3 separate regions of the Mus musculus genome follow, and regions 1 and 3 are each linked to region 2. A link is a loop called in an ENCODE intact Hi-C map of the cell type or tissue named here. Cell type or tissue: left cerebral cortex. All regions are shown on one strand. Region 1 overlaps Tnik (TRAF2 and NCK interacting kinase). Region 2 overlaps Tnik (TRAF2 and NCK interacting kinase). Region 3 overlaps Tnik (TRAF2 and NCK interacting kinase).

Evidence for each region. A loop is a pair of places that touch in the nucleus more often than their neighbours do. Peaks named below come from ENCODE experiments on the same cell type or tissue, not always from the same donor. Only the 100,000 strongest peaks of a DNase experiment are listed, where the experiment ranks them.
Region 1: it touches region 2 in a loop (2.5-fold over the local background); 2 of 42 quality-filtered maps call a loop at or near these places.
Region 3: a loop joins it to region 2, with 2.5 times the contacts of the local background. A loop is called at or near these places in 5 of 42 quality-filtered maps.

What each region holds. Positions count from the first base shown.
Region 1 is chr3:28,552,918-28,560,917 of GRCm38, reverse strand. Tnik (TRAF2 and NCK interacting kinase) reads right to left here. Exons shown (of 33, transcript NM_026910.1): 8 at 5,936-5,990; 9 at 3,801-3,879. Among named protein-coding and RNA genes, the nearest start is that of Gm52603, 130 kb to the left of the region's middle. In left cerebral cortex, a CTCF peak has its summit at 4,267 (motif pointing right); DNase peaks (open chromatin) are centred at 3,072, 4,542, 4,812, 5,722 and 1 more place; H3K27ac peaks cover 3,434 bases.
Region 2 is chr3:28,328,069-28,336,068 of GRCm38, reverse strand. The region is part of intron 1 of Tnik (TRAF2 and NCK interacting kinase); the gene reads right to left. Among named protein-coding and RNA genes, the nearest start is that of Tnik, 69 kb to the right of the region's middle. In left cerebral cortex, no CTCF peak of the experiment used is centred here; DNase peaks (open chromatin) are centred at 1,186, 2,067, 3,550 and 7,765.
Region 3 is chr3:28,265,876-28,273,875 of GRCm38, reverse strand. The region is part of intron 1 of Tnik (TRAF2 and NCK interacting kinase); the gene reads right to left. Among named protein-coding and RNA genes, the nearest start is that of Tnik, 6.7 kb to the right of the region's middle. In left cerebral cortex, no CTCF peak of the experiment used is centred here; DNase peaks (open chromatin) are centred at 3,502, 5,731 and 6,499; H3K4me3 peaks cover 463 bases; H3K27ac peaks cover 371 bases.

The DNA of each region.
Region 1 (8,000 bases), 220 kb before region 2:
TGGCTCAGGGCAAATGACTTCTCTGCGCCCTCTTCCCTGGCTACAAATATAGATGCCTACAGTGCATACATTAAAACACTGCTGTATCAATTAAACATGTTAATTCATTTTAAATGCCTCTTGTGATTAGTGCTGACATGACCATGGGGACACTTGACCATTCTCTGACCATCACTACACTCAAGGAAGAAAAAAAATCCTTTCTTAAGGATTGTGACATGGAAATCAAACATTGCTCCCCCCGCATACTTCTGCTAAGTAAAATGGGCACCACTGAGCAGTGTTCAGTGGCAGAGTTTGAAAGATGACTTTGTCATTATGGGAACATCATAGAACCTATCTGCTCCTGCCAACATGGCTGCAGAGGCACCAGGTGGTTCAGTCTTAAGGCACCACTGTCATACATGGAGTCCATTGCTAACCCGAATTTTATTATGTAGCAGGTGGCTGCACAGCATTGTTTAAAGGGATTGCTGTAGATGGATTTGGGGAAGCAGAACAGAACAGGTTAATTTAAAAAAACTCATGCTTCAGTTTGGGTTTTGATTTTGGTGAAGTATACAGTCACAGTACAAACTAACCAGTTCAATGTATCTCAAATATTTTGTGACATCTACTTTATATCATCATTATTTTCATTTGGCACACACACTCACACACACACACACACACACTCACACACACACACACACGCACGCACGCACGCACGCACGCACGCCTACAGCCCTATAGCCCTACAGCCCTACCTTTGTTCTATCTCAAAACTAAAGTGCCTAACAGCAGGCATGGAACTCTAAAAAATAGTCCGGATGGGCGGGTAGGGTGTGTGCTGGCTAGATTTTTTTGTCAACTTGACACAATCCCATGTCATCTAGGGACACCTCTCTGTCGTTGAGAAAATGCCTCTATGAGACTGGCTTTCAGGCAAGTCTTTGGGGGAATTTTCTTGATTAGTGATTGATGTGGAGGGACCCAGCTCACTGTGTGCACTGTGAGAACCCGTAGCAAGAGCTTTGAAAGGTAACCAGCAAAGTAGGATTCTCTTCAAGGAGCCCCGAAAGCCATTGCGTAAGGCCGTGAAGTGAAGCCTCATCTGTAAGGCAGAACTCAGTATATTAGATTTTGCTGGGATTATGGGATAGCCACTAAGGAGAGTTAAAGGTATGGAGTGGAGCCATTCGAAGGGAGGCTATGTGTGCTGTGGGCAGAGTAGGAGAGGCACGGCTGGTGGAGACCAGATGACACCACCAGGAGCCTTGGATGCTTGACACTGAACCTCAGGATTTTGTGTTTCCCCTGCTAAGCTCAGGCCTTAAAGTCTCCTTATCTATCCCTCTCTATTGGAACGAGAATGTTTATTTTGTGCTACTTCATATTGGAAATATGTGAGCTGGGTTTTAATTTTACAGGTCTTCGAGTTAAGAGATACCTTGAGAATCGCAAAGGCTTTGGGCCTTTAAGCAACAGGTTATGGAGCTGTTAAGATTCGGGAGACTGGTGTAGAGGAGGTAAAGGCACTTTGCATCATGAGACGATCATGTGCGTTTGGGGCCCAGAGGTGGAGCTTTATAGTCGAGGGTCAAGGTGACAAGAAGTGGCCATATGGTGGCTAGTCTTCATTGTTAGTTTGACTGGGTTTAGAACTACCTAAGAGACACACCTGGGAGGATGCCATTAATGAGCAGGCTTTAGGTTCTACTTAGGAGGGGAGATCTATCCCCCATGTGTGTAGCACCATGCAGGGCTTGGAGTCTCTGGATTAAAAAAAAAAAAAAAAGAGGATGAAAACAGCTGAATATCAGCACTCATCTCTCTCTGTGTTCTTGATTGTGCACACAGTATGACCCCTGCCTTAGTTCCTCTTCCACAATGGGCTGTATCCCTTCTTTAATTGTGACCTAAAGGAAACCATCCTCTCTGAACTTGATCTTGCCAGGTATCTGTTATAGAAATGATAAAGTAGTCAATGTAGCCCATGAGATGACACATGCCTGCGGATGGCCAGCCTGTTCTTCTGTGGAAAGGCTTAAAATACCTCCCCGGAGCAGTGACAGGAGAGGAGGGGATGGGAAGTGAGGCCCACGGTAGACAGTAACCCCCACCCCCAGAAGCTTGGCACATTACAAGCAGAAATCTGGCAGGCAGCAAGCTTTGCAGAGTCACTGTTGCTTCCAGGGGAAGGAACGGAGCTGGCTCCTCTCTCTGGGAGTCGGATCCAGGGAGGAAAGGAGAGAAAGATCTCAGAAGAGTGAGGAGGGGCCCTCCTGCGCTCTGTCACCACATGCTATGTGGCACCCAATGAAAGGCTGTTGCTGGGGAGAGAACATGCATTTCTCTTACCCACAGTGACCCTCTGAGAGGAAGGAGAGCAGGGAAGGCTTTGCCTCCTGGTTACCAATAGCAACTCACAATCCCCTTGCAGGTCTGGCAACTGAGAGACTGTCATTGCTTGTGGCTTTTCTGTTTCCTTCCCCTCTGTGTGCCTTTCCTCTGTTGAGCCAGGGTTGCCATGTCATTACCAGCTGATTGGTAGTAATTAAGCCTGCTCTATGTGGTGGGTGGTGTCTGTGGGTGGGAAACAGGAGGATGCCAGTCAAGGGCCTGAGCCTTAAGTCATAGGAAAAGGGACAAACAATTTGTTCCTGTTTAGTTGAATTATTCAGGGCTTGTGCCTATAAAATCACAGGAGGTCACAGACTGGTAGGGATTGGCTCCAATGCTAGAGGAGATGTAAGAATGTATTAGGAGGCCGTGCCACTTCTGCAGCAGGGGAGACGGGGGGGGCATCGTATAACAAAGCATAAAGACCCCCAATGTAAGTACACAGAGAAGTGACAGGCAACATTTGGCATAACCTGAGGACTCCATTTCCAAGCCTCACCTGGTTGCTCACCATCCACACTCCTGTCTTACCCCGTTCTCAGGGAGTAGCAAGTAGTAGCTCTCTTTAGAACAAGTCACCTTTTTGTCAGGATAAGCTTATTAAGAACAAAGGTTGTACTCCTGTCCCCAAATAGAAAGCCAGCATGTCCTGTCACAAAAAGAAAGGGACTGAAAAAAAAAAAAACTCACAAAGAACCACAATTGCTCATGCCAGAAACATCACAGGGACCATTAGCAGGTCTGTGTGGGCGTGCAGGGAGCCACTGTCTTGAGGAATAGAATGGGCTGACTCTAAATCATCACCTTTTCCAAAGAAATGTGCCGTGCAGCCAGGCTAGCATAGCCTGCAGTCGTAAATCACATCATTTTCGTGCCATTACTTGGGCTCCATTTTGGCTAATAGCTCCCTGCCTCGAGGATAGGGTTAACAAGCTGCTGTATAGACAGCAGGTAGCCAAGCCTCAAGTCCAAGATCAATGGTGGCATACAGAATGTCACCTACCAAGCTGTGGCATGCATTTTTAAAAAGTATCTAGCCAGAAAGACCTAGGGATCAGGGGTAACTCAAAAGAAGATCTCAGAGAGAGGCCGGGTGGGTGGTGTGGTCGCTACAGTGCTTGTCATTCAAGCACGAGAACTGAGTTCAGAACCCTAGCACTCGTGTAGAAAGCCAGGTGTGCTAGCGTGTGCCTGTAATCCTATGAAAGATGGCTGGGGCTCTGGTATAACAAAACACTTTGTCTATCGAAGTAAGGGAGGAAAGCAACTGTGAAAGATAACAGAGGCCAACCCAAGGCATCTACATACAAGCACATGTGTGTGCACCTGCAGACACATGTCCACACATACACACAAAAGTGAAAGATCACAGGAAAGCTTCGCCCTCAGATCTGAAAAGTACTGTGGAGCAAACTCACCACTTCTTAGACTTGAGCCGAGGTGCAGGGTTCCGTGGGATGAGGAAGAGGGCTCTCATGGGATGCATGTCACAGAGGGCTGCAGGAGACCAAAAACAAGGACCAGAGCCAGTCAGAGGCCACCCACACTACCATCCTGGCCGCACACAAAGTATGCACATGTCCATAAGGCTCTTGGGAGCAAGGGGTCAGGACCTCAAAGCTTCCAACTTGCAGACAATCAAGAGCTGATGTCTAATTAGATGGATCTCATAAAACACACATTTCAAACAGACATTAACATCCCTCGGGGTCACACCTTTACTTCATAAGGAAAACAAGTCACGGGGTCAACAACTAGCCACCTGCCATTCAAAATAAACACCATCAGGTGACAGCTATGTTGGCGTGGCTGGGGTAATTTTTTTTAAAGATTTTATTTATTTATTCATTATATGTAAGTACACTGTTGCTGTCTTCAGACACTCCAGAAGAGGGAGTCAGATTTCGTCATGGATGGTTGTGAGCCACCATGTGGTTGCTGGGATTTGAACTCCGGACCTTCGGAAGAGCTGTCGGGTGCTCTTACCCACTGAGCCATCTCACCAGCCCTGATTTTATTTTAACAGAAACCTAAGCCACAATATAACTGGTATCGAAACATCCAAAGTCAGTGTCTTCCCCACTGGAGGCTCATACAGGCACTGCTAACTATGCAAATTTTTAGACTTTTTGGTCCTCTGCCAGAACACCATTCTGTTTCCAAATGTCCCTGCTAGCTTTTCAGGGTGCAAAATGTGCTTTGTTTTTAAATCCTCTGGCCCCAGAATGATAGAAGAATGAAGTCAGCTTACAGACATGATGTAATTTTATCATGGTCATACTCTCTATTCTTATTTCAATCAACATATCTTATTAGCTTACTTTCTCACAGTGAGAATACAGGATTTTTTCCCCACTTCTCTTCTATACCAAGATTGAGAATATATGCTTTCTCAATGCCAGAGGATTCTGTGGGCAGAGTTTATTTATAGTCCTGTCTACCACTAGGGATGATAACACAGTTTTAAGACTGTGGTATCCAAATTTTCTGACTCACAAATGTCATTGTGAACAAAGGCAATCTTGTCAACAAACACTCCCGGGCAGTCATGTTGCAGATGGATTCAAGGAACTTAGATCCTCGTGACAGCAGTGACGGTGTGACAGCAGTCACGGGGTCAGGAAGAGTCCTGAGTTTAAGAACCATCTGTCCTGAGGGTGAAGGGCCTTTTCAGTCCTGGGAAAAGTGGCTGAGCAAGTGTGACAGGGTAGGAAACACAAGCAAGGACGTGACTGGGGCCAGTTCCCATGTAAAGGAAGGTAGAAAAGTTGCCGGGAAAGGTTCACTATCACTATGCAACTATAGCCCTGGGTTAGGGGAGGGAGGATCTAGACTGTCCTGTAATCCAGACACAGTCTGCCTGGGTGTTGCTTGAATCACAGCTGCCTGCAAAGTGAATCCTTGTCTGTCAGGAAAGGGCGAGCCTTGCTGTCTTTACTGTGGTTGGCATGGGTGGGTAAAGGAAGACTCCGTCAGGGGGTCTGGGAGGTCCAGTCAAAGTCTCCCAGGCCACCGCTGCAGCTCCCAGAGGTGTTCTTTGGTACTAACACAGAAAGTCCCAGGGAACTTGGGAAGTTCTCAAGGTTGCCAGTGTCTGGGACAGGGCTCCAATAAGGGCACAGACATCTAAAGCTCCAAATGTTTATATTTTCATAAGAGGGTCAGCCTCCGACTTCAGGGATTTGCGAAGGCTGCACCTGAGGAATTCAGCTTTGGAGTTTTGTAGTGGGGAGCTGACCTTGTCTGTGGGAGTGTCTATGGTGCCTGTGAGAGAGGCGCAGTGCCTCCAGAATGAGCCACACTGTAAGTGGGCAAGACAAAACGCCTCCTCCAGTGTCTGCACTCTTCTTCCTAGCAAAACACAGATCTGCACACTGCTCTGCAACAAACAGATTCCTGGTTGATTTAAATTGCCTCTGCTTTCTAAATACGCCACATCAGACCCATGCCGAGCTCAGCGTAGCAGAAGTAGGCCAACCGCAGCCCTGGCAAGGAGCCCGCAGGACCTGCAGAACCAACCAGCAGCAGATTTCCCCCAGAGGAAGGAACTTACGGGGGGCACCTTCTGCCATCTCAATGGCGGTGATTCCCAAAGACCACAAGTCACTCTGCAAAACAAGAAAGCACAGATACACACATAAATTCAATCAACAGAGGACAATTTGGTTAAACCTGGTAATTACTTCGGAACAGCCTGTGGGGAAGTCAATCCATTGTCTTTACAAACCTATTTCTCCAACCAGCTGCAAAGCCAGAGGAGTCACGCTCACTTCTCATCATATGTATTTTCCTGGTGCCTGTCTGGCAAATAGTATGTTTCCAATAAATGTATGGAAAGAAATATAAGGTTTTAAAAAGTTACTTTATTACTGAGATTTAAATGTCAGTCAAACCATGTGAAATTTTGCTCTTTTCAATTTTTTTTTTAATTCTTGTAAAATAGTGGATTTCATGCTGTTGTCAGAACATCTGCCTAGTGTGGACCTTCCTCCTGGCTCTCTTCCATTATCCACCTCTTTCCCTTCCATTCTCTAAATAGTCTCCCCTTTCTATTTTTCTATCAGATATGCAGTTTTTCTTTCAATGCTTTTATTGAATTATAGTTGTTACATAGTAAATGGCACATGTATGACGTATACTGTTTGATGAGCTAGGTCACTAATGTGACCCCACCACCACGGCAACAAACATCACACCTCCAGAAGATGGCACTCTCCCCCCTGAAGCTTCCCCTTTCTTCCCCATCCTTCGTTCGACTGTCTAGGTAACTTACCCACCTGTTCTCTGTCATGGTAGATTGATTTCATCTTCCAAATTTTATAGAAAAGAAATGTAACAGTAGGTGCCTCTCGAGTCTGGTTCGAATTGCTAATCAGAGAGTTCCCAAAGGTCCTCTCTCTTGTACCATATCTCGGCTCTTCATGCCCTCTTGTTCTTTAGTAGTATTCTACTGAGTGATGCACTGGAGTTTGAGCTCACTTGCTGACAGGCATTTGGAGTGTCTCCAGGTTGAGCTATTCTCTATGAAATGTCTGGGTCTTCGGTACAAGCTTTTATGCCTTCTGAAGAAATACCAACAGGTAGAGCTGGCAGACTATTTAGGAGGTATTCTAGGCACATCTACTTTGTTTAATGAACAACAACATGTCCTTTACTGTGGCATGATGACAATAGGGTGTGCATGGACATTTCAGTGTGGACAACCACATGTTCTCCAACTTGTTTGCAAACTGCCAATGGAAAATAGCTCTTTAAGTTATAACCTGCCTTAGAGTGGGGAACAAAATATCCATGGAAGGAGTTATAGAGACAAAGTTTGGATCTGAGATGGAAGGAAGGACAATCCAGAGACTGCTCCACCAGGGGATCCATCCCATAAACAGCCACTAAACCCAGACACTATTGCATATGCCAGCAAGATCTTGCTGACAGGACCCTGATATAGCTGTCTCCTGTGAGGCTATGCCGGTGCCTGGCAAATACAGAAGTGGATGCTCACAGTCATCTATAGGATGGAACACAGGGCCCCCAATGGAGGAGCTAGAGAAAGTACCCAAGGAGCTGAAGGGGTCTGCAACCCTATAGGAGGAAGAATAATATGAACTAACTAGTACCCCCCAGAGCTCGTGTCTCTATCTGCATATGTAGCAGAAGATGGCCTAGTTGGTCGGGAGGAGAGGCCCTTGGTCTTGTGAAGATTATATGCCCCAGTACAGGGAATGCCAGGGCCTGAAAACAAGAGTGTGTGGGTTGGGGAGCAGGGTGAGGGGAGGGTATAGGGGATTTTCGGGACAACATTTGAAATGTAAACGAAGAAAATATCTAATAAAAATTGTTTTTGGGAAAAAAAAGCTATAACTTGCCTTCGTAGGTTTAGACTGACTTTCAGGCTCTAATCTGAGTTTTCCAGCCCAGTGCTTCTCACTTTACCAGAAGAAATCTCCATGTCTATTAGCACGCATGTTTCCCCACAGGTGACATGATTGTAAGGGCAGCATGGCTGGAGCCACCAAGACAAGAACAAAGCCAGTGAGATGAGCTCAGAAATTGCTCGCTATTCCAGTGTTCCAGTGGATGGGTAAGAAAACTTAATGTGGGCCTGACTCTCTGACCTGCAT
Region 2 (8,000 bases):
TAAGAGTGGCTGAGTATTGACCACCCTTGGTAAGAGAAGCTGAGTACTGGCCAGCCTTGGCTGAGAGAGGCTGAATAGTGGTCAGCCTTGGTAGGAGAGGCTGGTAAGAGAGGCCAGCCTCTGTAAGAGGCTATTACCACTCTCAGTACTTTACTGGTCTATTAAAATGCCAGCTAACTGAAAATGCTCTTGTCAGACCTCCACTAAGCGTTAATAAGTGACACACCATCTCTGAAAGCAACACATGTAGGACCAGAAGTGGATAATAAATAATAACAGGTCAAGATTGTCACCTCATCTGATGCCTTTTGTTGCAGTAACTACCATTGATCTCTTGCTTGAGCTTTCCAACCTTTCCAACTTCATTCCCTGACGGATGGGGCAATTATTGTTTATGAACTCCTCTGAGGAGGCCCCGATTTCACAGGGTCTCCCACACAGCCATTCAATTAACACAAAGAAATGGATCCATTAGGTTTGCAGAAGCTGCCAACAAACTGCCAAGCTGGAATAGGCACGGGCTTCCAGAGGGAGGACACTAGGCTAGGTGAGACAGGTGGTCTCCACTCTTGGCTCATTTAACTACCAAGCTGTAGAAGTCCAAGCCCATCACCCTGCCGTCCTGCAAAGCTGAGACCATGTGTCAATCTTATGACTTATCCTTCATGCTGTCAATGTCCTGACTGACTCTCCTCTGAGACTGTATAGCTCTTAGTTTTATACTTTTTAACTTTTGTTTCTGGTATGGGTGAACTTCCTGAAAGTAGAAATCATGGCTGTATATTTGTTATCTTAGGGAACAAAGCCCAAGCGTTGATCATCACAGAGAACTCTAATAGAATTTCAATTGACTCTTCAATAGGCCCTCAACACGAGCTGGGCAGGTGCCTCATTAACCTTCATTTTATAAGGGAAGGAACAAACTGAGCCATTACCTCCCTGAGATAAGGCAGCGTGAGAGTAAGTTAATAGCCTTCCTCCCCACTCTGAAACATCTTTCCAGAGAGAGCATCTGCCATGAACAAGGCTTACAAACACAAATCACCATAGCTGGAGTGACTGTCTTATCTACACTGGTAGGCCTTGGGACAAAAATTATTTTTATCTGTCTTGAGGAGTGTGTGTGTGTGTGTGTGTGTGTGTGTGTGTGTGTGTGTGCAAGCGCACTTGCATACATATGCAGGAGCTATAGAAAGGAGTGTTTGTGGAATCAAATTTTGCCACTCCAAAACTTGTTATTTTGGCATAGGGATTTTGAACAGAAGGTAACAGGGAAATGACAGATGTAGAAGAAATTCTACCCTCTCCATATCTGTTTAAAAACAGGGAATAAATTTCTCTTTACAATGCTAACTACCCTTACCAAGTAGAAGAGTGACAACTCTCACTGCACACAGCACAGACCTACCTCTGCATAATTAGGCTTTGTGGGGTGGTCCTTGTCTTCCATCAGTTTGTCTCATGTCTTTATCTTCTCAGAGTGCACTTGCCCTATGAACCCCACAGCTCATCCTGCCTTTGTCACACCTTTATGATCCATCACTTCTCCCTATGGATGTACATAATCTCCAAATTCTAGCTTCTTTCCTAAATCACAATTCTTTGTGAACTCTCCAATATGTGTATGCGATTAAAGCTGTTCTTGTCTTTTAATTATCTACGGTGGGTTTATTTTTAACTTTCGGAGCCAAAATAAATGGGCTTCAGAACAACCACCCTAGTTTGTTCCAAGGAAAGAGATTCCATAATTGTTCTGCTACATTTTCCAATAGAGACAGCAGTCTTCTCCCTTCCACAGCATGTGACAGGCTCATATAAGTCACATCTCTGGAACTACCATAGATGAGGCCACTTTAGCATGGAGCTTGGGGAGACAGCAATCCCCACCACCTCCTTCTTCCTCCCTCCTAGCTCAGAGCATGGCGCACGCTCTTCTTGGACTGTACAAGTCCAAACACATGGAGAATGCTAAGAATGCATCTCCGTTTGGCAGAAGGCTTGCCGTCTTCTGCTTGTTGAGTAGTCCTGCAAATGGTGCGAACTGGAGCCAAGCAGCCTCAGAAGCAAACTGTAAGTTGGAGGTCAAGACAGACCCAGCTGCCCTTGTCTTTACACATTCCTGGCTGGAATCCCGCTGAGTTAATATTGGGAAAAACAAAACAGGCAGACCCAGATCCAAGAAATGCCCAGCTGGGGCAAGAGAGAGCAGGCACAGCAAACTTTTGCCATGTTTATACACACCATCTTCCTTCTGGAGTCCCCCCCCCCCCCAGATTATCCCTGAGGATTTCTTTCAAGCGATTTGTGACCTTCCCAGTGAATTTTGCACCCTACTTCTTGAACCATATGATGGTCCCATTGAGGGTGGCGGGCACCACACCAGTTTCCACAGTTGGACCTGAAACAGAAATGCAGTCATGTGACTGACTCAGGGAAGAGCTGCCACAGATACTCATTTCTCAAGTCTGTTTCTTCCCCACTTCTTTCTATGAGGGATGGTTTTTACACCTTTAAAAAGACAAGGGCTCAAGGAAATCAACCAATGGTTTCTTTTGAATGTACCAAACTGAGGGAAATTACAATTCTGAGATCAAGTGTAGTGTTAATTTCTCAGGTAATCGTTTTATTCCAAATACATCCAGATACAGACAGAAAAGTGGTGTCTTAGTTATCTTTCCAATTGTTGTGACAAAATACCCTGATAAAATAAACCAAGAGACAGTCCAGTGAAGGCAGCAAGAACTTGAAGCAGCTAGTCAACAGCAGAAAGACAATGAGTACATACATACTTAAACAGTCTAGGGACCAGACCTAGAGAGTGGAGTCACACAGTCAATGGGCAGGTCTTCCAGCCTCAATTAATGTAATCCAGATAATGTTCCACAGGCATGACTACAGGCCAGCCTGACTATCAGTCCTCAAGCATTCTCTTCCTAGGAGATTCTAGAGCATGTCAAGATGACTGTGAAAATGAAACATCAAAGATAGATTCTGTCTTCCAGCAAATTTTTATTAAGAATTTACACTGGGGGGCTGGAGAGATGGCTCAGCAGTTAAGAGCACTGACTGCTATTCCCAGAAACCACATGGTGGCTCACAACCATCTGTGATGGGAATCCAATGCCTTCTTCTGGTGTGTCTGAAGACAATTACAGTATAACTGTATATTCTTATAAATATAAACAGAATAAATAAACCTTAAAATAAGAAAACATTTTTATAAAGAATTTACACTGATCCTAAAAATGCATATTTTCACATCCTTTTACACTTCTTAAATAGAGATGCAAATAAAAATTACAATAGTGGTTTCTAACCTACAGTAAAGAGTATAGTTGGCAATCAACTGCACAAATCACAGAGGAATGGCTTAGCCACTTTGTGACCAAGTAAAGCCATCAACTCCTTCAAATTTGCCTTTATCTCTTCAAGGCATCCTCAGAAGTCACAGCCAGAGTAATGAGTGTCTCCGGAGAAGATCCAGTCATGTGACGTTCCCCATCTAAATCAGTCATTGAATCCCCTTCACAACGTGCCTCGCTGTCAGCCTCGCCTCCTGCCAAACTTGATTATTTTCTTGGCATTCAAATGCCTCTCAGTTCAGCTCACTTCTACAAATCACTTCAAGTACCAACTGTGAAATCTCTTGTCCTGAAATTGAAAGACATGTCTACTTTGAGGGGTTTTTAGCTTGCTATACTTTAGTACAGAGTTATTATACTGCCCCCAATACACACACACACACACACACACACACACACACACACACACATACACACACACACACACCCCAGGATCTCAAGATAAAGTTTGCACTTTGCCAGTGCTTGGAGCAAAGCCAGAAAGCACTGTGTCTAAGAAACTAGAGACCAATCATGGTTCCTGCAAAGGGGACATCAGAAGATTGTCTTCTAGGGCATGAAGAGTCCATCAACAGCCAGACAGGCTTTTGGTTGCTCCAAACTCAAGTTCCACTTTTACGGGGAAAAATGTGAGACCTAGACTAATGGACTGTAAGTTCCCTTGCTCTACCGTCTGCCCGTTGAGCTTCAGTAATGAGCGATGCCCATTTTGCTGCTCAGGCTTGCCCACTACCTTTCTTTTCCAAAATAGATCCTCAGATTGGCAAATTATAGTCTCAGGCTTGGGATCCTGCAGGTGAATGTGTTGGAGGAGAGGAGTGAGGATATCTAAAACTAAGAGAAATACAAAACTTTGAAACGAACACGCCATATAATCTCATACCTAGCCAGTAAATCCTCCCTGCATTATAAAATAAACAATGCAAGGCTCAGCAAAATTTGATAAAGAAAGGAAAAAGACTGTGATTTTCAACTGAGAGAGAGGCATGTGATTATTACAAACTTTGTCAGAGGGTTTCAGAAGTTCACGAGATCCGAGCATTACAAAAGCTAAGAGGTCGTCATGGAGAAGAGCAAAGACTCAAGCGTTTGACAGACAAGGTCTCATTACAGCTCTTTCCACTGGCTGGTTCTTTTATTCTGAATACTTCTTGGTCTCTCCAAGACTTAGTAGTGGCTTCAGTGAACCAGAGATCAGGAACCCCATCCATTAGGTCTTTATAGGATTAAAGAAGGCACAGTAAACCCTTGTGAGAGGTCCCAAGCACACAGTCACGATTACTACACAACTGCTAACACCTTCTCCAGACACACAGAGAGCACATTTCAGGACCTGAGTCTTTGACTAGGACACTGGAGATGCACATAGCATTCAAGAGACACAGCAGATAGAGATTGTGACAAGGAATGACAGTCAGATAAAACACTGTATCTCCACATTGTTTTAATCATGTATCGAGATGCAATTTTCCATGATTTTCTATCTTTTTACTCATGAAATGCATTACAGATTCCAACAGTGCTCATGATGAACGCGTATAATTTAAATAAAAATAGTAGCAAACTGAACACAGCAAGCATGTACCTAACCCATCTTAGAATCCTCACATTACTGCTACCAAGATGTTCAAATGTCTCTTTCTGGTGTGCTGGTGTGTCCCAGTCTTACATTATGCAAACAGCTTGAATTTTAGGTTTTTCAATTTTATCACTTCTTGTTTTATTTTCATACAGCTTAATTAAGATGCACTTCACAAACCACACAATCATTCAGTTGAAGTAAACTGTCCTGTGGTGTTTCGCATGTGTGACCATCACAGACAATTAAAAACAAAAAACAAAACAAAACAAAACCTCCCAGCACACCCTTCTGTTGTCTTTTTACAATGCCCAACAGCATCCACCTCAGCCCTAAGCAACCACTGATCTGCTTTCTCTACACACTTCCCGTTCTGAACACTGCATGTCAACACAATCATACAATATATGGCCTTTTGTATCTGGCTTCTTTTACACCGTAATGTTTTCAGAGTTTGTCCATACAGTAGCCCGTAATATACTTTGTTTCCCTTTAATGGTAAATGTTATTTATTGTTTACAGATATCAGACTTTGCTTTATCCACTGTTCTTCAATTGATGAGTGTTTAGGTTGATTCTATATTTTATCCATCAAGAATATCCATCTACGCCAGGCATGGTGGCGCATACCTTTAATCCCAGCACTTGGGAGGCAGAGGCAGGCGAATTTCTGAGTTCGAGGCCAGCCTGGTCTACAGAGTGAAATCCAGGACAGCCAGGACTACACAGAGAAACCCTGTCTCGAAACAAACAAACAAACAAACAAGAATAGCAATCAATGAACATTTGTATACGAAGCTTTGTGTACATGTTAATTTCTCTTGTACACAGAAGAGACAAAAGTTAACAGTTGAACCTTAAGAGCGGCTAGACTTATAAGCTTCCTAATCCTAGAAGCCAGAAAGATAAAGGTACCAAATGATCTTGGCTGCCAACCAGCCTTACTCAGCCAAGTGAAGACCATCAATGCCTGCGGAAAACCTTCATCAGCCTTTAAATGGTTATGCATCAATTGTTCACACACGGGCAGGCAACAGCTCTCAGAACTTGAGCAGTTCCAGGTGAATTTCATAAAACCAGGGCTTCCTCCATTCCTCGCCATTCTCTTTAATGCCATGTCTAAAGAATTTTTCTTATAACTCGGTTCATTTTGTTTGTGGACAATTATTTAGCTAATGAAACCACTAGAAATCAAATATAATAATGGACCAAGAATGAAGAGCTACAGAAATGTTTCCATTAAGCATGGCATTTTTTTTTGCCATTTCCTTTATGTTCATAGAAATTAAAAGAAACCTACTCCCTACCAAAAGTCTGAATCTTCAGAAATATTCTAACATCGAGAGTGGGTAAGAAGCAGTAAATGAGAATGAGGTGAGAGGTTCCTGGATCCTCTGAAACTTGACACCTGCAAAATGCATCCACTCCTGCAATCACCATGACAGTTCTGTCTCCGGGGCCTCCCACCCAAGGTGCAAAGGACACTTGGTTCTGATTTACCCACTGCGCAACGCCATGTTCTTCCCAGTTCAGTGCGCACCTCTTCCGTTCCATTCCAGAACAGATTGATGAATGGAAGAATAAGGTGACCCAGCAACCAGTACATAGCTGTGTAAAGTTGGGGTCAGAGGGTGAAAAGTTGGCCGATACCGAAATGCATCTGAATGCTAATACAGACCCTCTGGGTGTCTTTGACTCAGGTCATAACATTGAGCCTTGGACTACTGGAAAGTTCTAGAAAGCAGAATTTCAGGCTTTCCTGTGATGATTAGAATGGAAATATACTAATAGCCCCTGGGAAGTACAGGTGCTGACCCCAAATGAAGCTCAAGAGATTAACAAAAGGCAGAAGAATAAAATACCTCCTGAAAAATGACCTATTTCAAAAAAAAAAAACACTTATATTTAAAACAGAAATATATATGTGATGTATTTATATTTTAAAGAAGACAATTTTAGATAAAAAGTGTGTCTAATTTCCAGACATTAGCATATAACATATACTGATGAAAAGATTTCTACAATTAACAAAGTTTGCTTCTTTTCTACATATTAATAGTTCTGCCTAGATTTACAGCTGTTAGCAAAACAAGCACATAAAACAAAACAAATAGGTCAATCTGCTTTCCAATAGTAACGCCAGCACTGTAATTCAATATTTTAGTTTAATTAACTAATTTAATTTTAATTTAATATTGCTTCATATGTAACTGATATAAATGACCAGGAAATGTTAGAGAAAGAAAATGCAGCCGCAGTGTGATATGTGGAGTTTTCATTTGCGTTATCCAGAGCACAATTTTCCCATTTGCTGGTTCTTTTCACACCAGTCACAGCAAATAGCGAGTGCTTTTAGACATGCCAAAATAAGTAATGTTTTACTATTAGCACTTTTCAAATCATCCCTCCTTAGACTGTCACCTTTTGCCAACCTGAAGCAGACATCGAAACCGCGAGCTTCTGCTGCCTAATTCCAATATTACAGTATTTTCCTGGAAGAAGTGTGAAGTGGAAGAGTACACAGCGCTAATAGCGTACACTTGTTATTCTGGGGGTGGGGCTGGGGACGGGGAGAATACACAGTGTGGAATCATTAGGCCTTCAGAAGAGGACAGCACCTTACTGTGCTCATCACCAACGTAAGAACAAGCACCCTCCTTCTCCCATCGCTATCCCGGCACACAAGAAACAACGGTCCCTAAGTAGCTGCCAGAGCAATCCAGGGGCCTCTGGTCTGTCCCACATAGCCCTTCACAACTGAGCTCTGTCCAACTTCCTAACAGCTGTTCTTATCCTCACACCACATATATGAGCCAATGTTGTGCGAGCTTTGACATGTGAGGTAAGTGGATGAACCAAGCAGAGACTGAGGACCCGGGCGTAGGACTGGGGGGTCACGGTCAGCACCTGGTACAGCAGAGGTTGGGCGTCCTCACCAAGGGCACCCAGAAGAATGTCTTCACTGTGCTCTTGACATGTTACTCGCCATTCCAATCCGTGCTTTTAAACACGGTGTTCCCTCTCCATAGCACACTTTACCATCGCTGTGAAAGAAATGT
Region 3 (8,000 bases), 62 kb after region 2:
CTGTTTTCATTCAAACCACAAGTAAGAATTTTCTAAAAACTGTTTCCTAGACAATCAGCAGGATCCTGGGAAAAGTTTAATGATTACGTTTGTTTGCTTGCTTGCTTGCTTGTTTTGTGAGTAAGGGACTGAGTGCTGTGTCGAAGCAAGCTCTGCCTATGTACTCTATCCTCAGCCATGCTTGTACTTTTTTGAAAGTTGTCTATGCTGGCTTTGACCTTCCTCAATAGCTTAGGCAAACCATGAACTTGAGGTCCTGTTGCCTCAGCCCTCAACACAGATGAGATTACAAACCTATGCCCTGATGACTACTAAGTTTACACAATAGGTTTCAGCTAATTTATAAATTATAAGCTTAATTCCTTTAAACCTATACATAGGAAAAATTACAAATCCACATTTCAACGTGTATCAGTGTTTCTCATGAGATCCGTATGAAAACTCCCTTTGCTTCTCACTGCTACAAAGTTTTCTACAGTGATCATGAGTTGCCAATATAATGACATGAAAAGAAAGCTTTGTCTCTTTAGCTAAAGAAATGTTTGACAATTCAGAGGCCTTTGCTCACATTTAGTCTGCAATTTTGGATGCTGGAATCCCTGGGTCATCCTGATTACGTGTGGGCTAGGCTCCTACACATATTCAAGCTCCTAATGGTAGACCCTTGGCACACAAATATTAGCCATTCATTCATCTGGTTAATTTTTTTTTCTTGCTTATGAAGAGAGAGAGATGGGATCTAGAACCATGCTTACATGAAGCAAGTACCCCACCACTGAGCTAAACCCTTAGTTCCCCAGCTTCTGTTTTAAGATAGGATCTCCCTTATGTGTCAAGACTGGGCTCAAGCTTGGAATCAGCCTGCCCTAGCCTTTGGTCAGTGAGCCTGTACCACTCTATAGGTAGTTCCTTAGCTATACAGGTTAACTGAGCTGTGCTTTCCTCTGTGCCATAGTTACATAGATCTGAGCACTTAACAATTAAGAATACTTTATTTATACATAAAAGCGACTTGGCCGGGATCTCTGTGAACACACTTTGCCAAGTTTATTTTTGTATTGTAAGGATAAGAGATATTCTAAGATGGCTCAAATACTAGCAAACCAAGGGAGTGACCCAGAATAACAGCACCCCAGCTGTGCTTTGGGGGCTTCATCCTATCAAAGGAGCATCTTCTCTGAGCTCCAGTGCCTGCACTTACAAAAGAGGTAAGTTGCTACCCTAAGCCTTGGGTAGAAAGATTGACAGACAGATGTGTGACCAGTTAGGTATCCAAACATAGTGAGCAGTGGACTTTCATTCCATCCTTCCTTACTCCAACGATTGGCTGGCTTTGTCCCATGTTCCATTTCTATCAGCAACAGGCACAGCAATTTTCTCAATGTGTGAAGCATTACATGTGATCCTTTGCACATTCATAATGACTTCATGGACTTTGCTGATATTTACTTAAGGGGTATTTATCATGCTCCATGCATCAGGCACTGCTTTAAATACCAGGAATAATGGTAAACATACAGGAAGATCTCATTAAAAGCAAAGCTTCAGATGGGGGAGGGGGTGCACATTTTTTTTAAGTCAAAAATAGTAATAATTGTTTTAAAGACAATAAAAGCCTGGGTTAAATAGTCCAAGGGTGGGAGACTTAAAGATGTGTAGCAAAGACCTGCCCCTTGGGCAGTGTATTGCTCTCACAATCTGAAGAGATAATGCATCAAAGACAACCTCTGTATGTGTGTGTGGCAGGCAGCCTCTGGAGGGCACTTGCTGATGCTTGTCTCTGGCAGCATGATTCTGTGTGATGCCCTTCCCCACTGACTAGGGCTAACCTGAATTACAGACCAGATAGCAGGAAGTGATAAATTACATCCAAGACTATGCCATCAAAGACTGTTGCTTTTGCCTTGCTTACTGAGATTGCTCTATCTGCAAAAGACATTGCCACAAAGATGCTCCAGTATGGTACCATGAGTCTGCCTTGCTTTGCTTTCCATTGCTACGACAAAGGCCATAACCAAAATCAGCTTTAGGGAGGAAAGGGTTTCTTTGACTTACATAATCTGAGTTCACTGGGGGAAGCCAAGGCAATACTTGAAGCAGAGGCCATAAAGAACACTGCTTTGTGGCTTGCTCCAACGCCTGTTTGGCCTGCTTTCCTATACCATCCAGGACCACTGGCCCTGGGGTAGCATTCCCCCAAGCAAGCTGGGACCTCCCACGTAAATTGTAAGTCAAGAAAATGCCCTACAGACTTGCCTACAGGCAATCTTATGGAGGCATTTTCTCAACAAGGATTTCTTCTTCCCAGTTATAACTCCCAGATATATCTAGATTTGTGTCAAGTTCACAGAAATCAACCAGCACAGAGCTCCCATCATCTGTCAGAAGCCTTCCACCCATTGCTATCTGTGTCAGGATAAAAATTCAAGGTCATCTCCCCTCAGGTTCATAGAAGTATAACCCTTCCTACCTTTATTATTTTTCAAAAGACTGAAACATCTTGCATGTAAGCATGCATGTGCTTGTATATGTATGTATGTACGCAACACACACACACACACACAGACACACACACCAGCCTTTAGATTCTAATACTGAAAATATGAAATCTCTCAAGACAGACTGTGGAGAAATGATAGAGAAATTGTAGAAACAAGGTCTCTCCTGCACAGAACACAGCACTGTACTTCTCATGGTCGGTGTTTTTGAAATCATGCTGTTTGTAACAGGTATACTCTCCGTAAGGGACATCCCCTCGAGTCTTGTCACCTACAGAACATAATGAAGTGTGTGTTCCCCGAGACTGTGCTATGACCAGGACGGGGCTGTTTCTGGAGTTTCTATCACCTCTGTAGGCAGCATCACCCTCAGACCCTCTAAAAGGACTGTCCGTTGTATATTTGTCCATGTAGAGCGTATTCATTGCTGTGTGGACGACCCTGGAGGAGATCCCCAGAAGAATAATCATAGGCATTGTTTTCCGGAAGCTTGCTATCTAGCAGATTCAATCTAAGACTGTAGCGAGTACCACCAGAGAGGTACCAGGTCAGATCTGTAAGTGCCAGAGAGAAACCCCATCCCAGAAAAAGCAAGGACAATTGTTTGTAAACCGTAACTAACCTGTGTATGTTTGTCATTGGGAAACTAAGGACCTAAAGAAGGGTAGGGTGTGTCCTAAAGAGCATATTTCATCAGGTGGGAGAAAGGCTCTTTGGGGCAGTGGCAACCATTAATGGTAAAGAGCATGCTGGGAGATGCAGCTGCATAGCAACTAGCTTAGACACTTGCTAAAGTGTAGGCTTTGGCCCTTAGGCTAGGGAGTCAAGGAAGGCTTGGTACAAAGAAACGACCAGAAAGAAAATGGGTTTGAAAAATACTTATGCGGCTGCCCAGATAAGGCTGGGACAGGGAAAGCTCCTTGGGAAGATATGGGAGGTGGCTGTCATCACAGCAGCTACAGAGAGGAGTGGAGACGTGGTGGTGCATATAGAAGACATTCAGAAGGAAAATTTATGCTTGGAGTGGAGGAGGGTGTATTTTCAGGACTCAGGGTATCTCCTTGGGACAACTAGACTCAGTCTGGGCAAGTAGGAAGAGGTAAGGGAAATTTCTCTTTCTGAAGAAAAACAAAAACAAAACAGCAAAAACAAAAAAAACCCTCACCATCAGAATGGGGAAAACCACCCGGGAGGTCCTTATCGTTCCCATAGGAACCTCACATTTATATGCACAGAAGAACATTTAATTCACAAAACATCCTGGGGATTTGCTGGACACCCTCAGCAGGGTGGTAACAAACTAGCTTTCCTTCTAAGAGAACTACACCCCACCCCTAAGAAAACTACACCGTGCCCCCAAGATGGGAGCAGTAATGTGACTTTGAAACATCTCTCAGACTCCAGCTCTCCCAAATGCTGTCAGCATAGAAGATGACTGCACTCAACTGGGCATGGTTGCCAGGATTCAATGACAGCAGCCCCAAGGGACCATTCTCACTGAAAGAGGAGTGGCATCAAAGCAGGGAGTATAGACTAATTCTAGAGTAGAAAAAAGGGACAAAACCCAGAATATAAGCTTTCCATGAGCCTTAGAGATAAGAGAGACGGTGTGTGTGTGTGCATGTGTGTGAGTGTGTGTGTGTATTACTTTGATGAAGAAAATGCATTTGAAATTCTTTCATCAATGAAATATCCCATGATCTCCTAAGCACATAATTATGCAAACAGCGAACTAAGAGTTGTATTAGACTTTGTATTAAAGATTACTCCAGTTAATAATGAACACTAAAAATGCCTTTGCCTATAGCACTGATGCTCTGATAGCTATGGGTGCATCCTATCTTAGTGGGAGGTCATGTCATTGAAAAACAATGACAAATCCTAAAAACCCGTTCAAGGTCTTGGAAAAGCAACAAATGCATCCAGAGGAAGACAGCTGTGCTCCTGCCATTTTAAGATGCTGTCATCAATCCGTGCAACTTTACTAAAATCTCATTTTAGACCAAATTTAATTAAGTGCTCTGGGGTAATGAATTAATAATGTTTCAAGAATTCTTTAAGACCCAAGGGACCTCTGACCAGGTTTTAGCACTGAGATATTAGTGTATCATTGTAAGTGTCCACTCCTTTCTCATCCCCTTTGAAAAAAAAATGAAAGAAAAAAAAAGAACAGACACGATGTAATAAAAGTGTTTGCATTTGAATAATGGGCCATCTATACAGAAGAGAAGTAAAGACAAGAAAGAAAAATTGCCTTAATGAATAAAGCTGTTGATTGATACTAGTCTAGAAACCGTAACCTTTAAAAGGCTTCGCAATGAGCCTTGCTCCTCTGTCATGGGAGTCTATCCTAGAACCAAGCTCCACTGAGGACCCACGAAAGTGTACAAGGTCGAATGAGCACATGAGAAAGTCTGTTTCAGTGCTATTGCAAAGAGGCATGCTCCATGAAGAGCAAAGAAACCTGAAACCCACCTCTGGCCTCCACATGCAGACACATGTGCACACTCACACACTCAGAAAGATGTGCCTTCTGAACTAGACTCCGTGGCACACACCTGCCATCCCAGCACTGAGGAGGCGAAGGCAGAGCTATTCAGAATACAAGGCCAGTCCAGGCTACACGGGGAGTTTCACACAGTCCTAGGCTACATCTTAACAATCTGTCTCAAAAAAACAAAAACAGATAAACACACACACACACACACACACGCACACGCACACGCACACGCACACACACACGCACACACACAAACTTGTCCTTCAGCACTTTCCACAAGGTTCAGTCCCTGAAATCAAACGCTGGTGGGTTTCCCATAAAATTCTATCTACTGACATACGTGTACGCTGTCTTGTGATGACATAAGTGCTGTGCAGTAAAGCCTTTGATTTTAGGATCCAGGATGATGAAGACAAGCAGTTGCCATTCCACCTTTGTGCTGCTGACACTCAGGCATGCCCTGTGTCACAGACAGAACTAATAGGCTATGTACAGGAAGCCCAGGAGCTCGGGACCATTCCACTTCATTCACTAACGCATTCATTCATGCATATGCTCATTCATTACTTCATTCACTCATCCAATCGCTTGTTCAACTAATGAGATAGCTAGATTCAAAGGACACTGTGGCCCTTAACGAACTTGTAAGGAGGCGAAAAGAAAAGCTCTTGGCCCCAGCCCTGGCAGCACAAACACACAAAGTGCAGTCAAGAGGTACGCTTTCCAGATGAAAATAATTCTTCCGTCTGGGTTTTGATGGAGAAGTCGACGGCTCAGTTGGCAAAGCACTTGCTGCACAGGCGTGAGAACCTGGGTTTCCGTCCCCAGCAGCCATACATGGAAAAATCTGTATGTGGCAGTGACTGTAAGGAGATAGGAGTGGAAACAGGAAGATTCCTGAGGCTTAGAAGCAAGCTAGTCTTGCTCAGTCAGTGGGATGCAGGGTTCGTGAGAGAACCTGTCTCAAGAAGTAAAGTGGAGAGGTAGCTGCCCTTCCCGATGACCTGGGTTCGATTCCCTACACTCCTGTGGCAGCTCACAACCATTTGTAACTCCAGTTCCAAGGGATCAGACATCCACTTTTGGCCTCTGCAGTCTCCAAGGATGCTGTGGCGCACAGGCATGCGTGAATTTTTAAAATACCCAAACACATAAAAAATAAAAATAAATAAAAACAAAATTGAGGTACAGAGAACTAGAGAAAGGAACATGACGTTGACCTCTGGTTTCCACATTCGCATGCACATACACAAACATGTCAGCTAAACACCTGTGTGTACCAATTTACATATGCAAACTACACACACATAGGTCAGGAGCAGGGGGTGCGGGAAGAAGAGATTGATGGCTAGGTCCAGAAAGGCATGGGGGTGGAGGTGAAGGCGGTGTAAGTCATCTAATTTTGTCTGAGTCCTGCCCCAAGCTGAAAGTCTGAGGTCAGAACCCCTGACCTTGAGTGCCCGACGCCTTGGGCCAGGCTGAGCAGAGCCAGTGTTGAGAAACACGATCCTCTTCAGAAGGCTGTCTGTGCTGAGCTCACCTCATAGGCAATGCAGCATCATGGTGGATAATTTCATCTTTTAATACAGCGAGGTCTGAAGCAGGCATGACTCAAGCCCAGGTCTGAATAAGAAGATTGTTTGCAGTAGCCTGGGTGCGTGCATACACATTTTCATACACCCACATGGAGAGAACTTAGTCTGTAATACTACATATAATATCTGCTGTAATACTACATGTAATATCCGCTGTAATACTACATGTAATATCCGCTGTAATACTACATGTAATATCCGCAACTCCAGCAATTTTAAAAAGCATGCATGGACATCAGAAACCTCACACACGGAGGTATCTGAATAATGTGCATGTCTGGACGGACCCCTTGGGACATGTTCAGATGGAGAAGGGTTACTGAGAGAGGTTATCAGCGCAGGACACCATCTGTCCTATCTGATTTAGATGTCTATTTGACTTCGAAGAAGAGACTGAAAGAAGGCTAGGCAAGATACATTCCAAAGGTGCCAGATAGTTCTGGTCATTTGATTTGGTAAGTTCACTGTTTCTAGTAGGTTTTCCACTCTCAAGACAAAAAAATCCATGCCCCTGGTCAAATGATTAATTTCTCTTGCCCTCCCTACTAGCAGAAAACATCTCACTGACTTCATTTCCAGCTACAAATGATCAAATGATGTGTCTTAGAGAGCAGACTGAGGAGTCCGGAACCATATTCTTTCCTCTGGCTACTTTTATTTCCCCCTTGGCTGTGTGACCTTGGACAGCAAAGTTTACCTCTCTGGGTTTCAGCTTCCAGAGTGTCACACTACAGGAATGGGCCAGTGTTCTAAGATTCTTTTCCAGCTCTCATCTATAAAACCATCCCCTACCTAACATTCAAGACTTAGTTGAGCTTCATGAATCCTGCCATGAGGACTCATGGAATTCTGATTATTTCCTAATCATAAACCCCACTTCATTTTAGTCAAAAACAAAAACAAAAACAAAAACAAAACCACCACTACCACCACCACCACAACAACAAAATCCCACCCATATTTTGCATGGCTTAAATGACAGGGCTGGTACTGGTTGCTCTGGTTTGAATTATGCATTGTTCCAATTGGGGAGAATTTCAGACTAGGCCCAGTCTGGGATCACTGACTGAGAACAATAAGCCCCCAAAATCAGAAGGAGAAAGGCCTCTCTAGACAGGATCTGCTTTTAAACCACCAAGCCCAGGGCTTACAAAGAGCATTGATTGTATACATTAAAGAGCCACAGGGATGTCGAGGGGCTGACAGGGCTGCACCACTGACCTTGCCTGCAATTCAGGGTCAGGGTTTCCTCAGAAGGACTTCTCTGCAAGCTTAGGAACCAACCTCTCCAAATCTGGGAAGGCAGCCACCATCTACGCTTCCATTTGTGGGCATCACCTACTGGCCCTCGGAGACAAACGGACCTGCACACCTAGCCTACCACAAGACTGCCTGACGCTCCCAGGC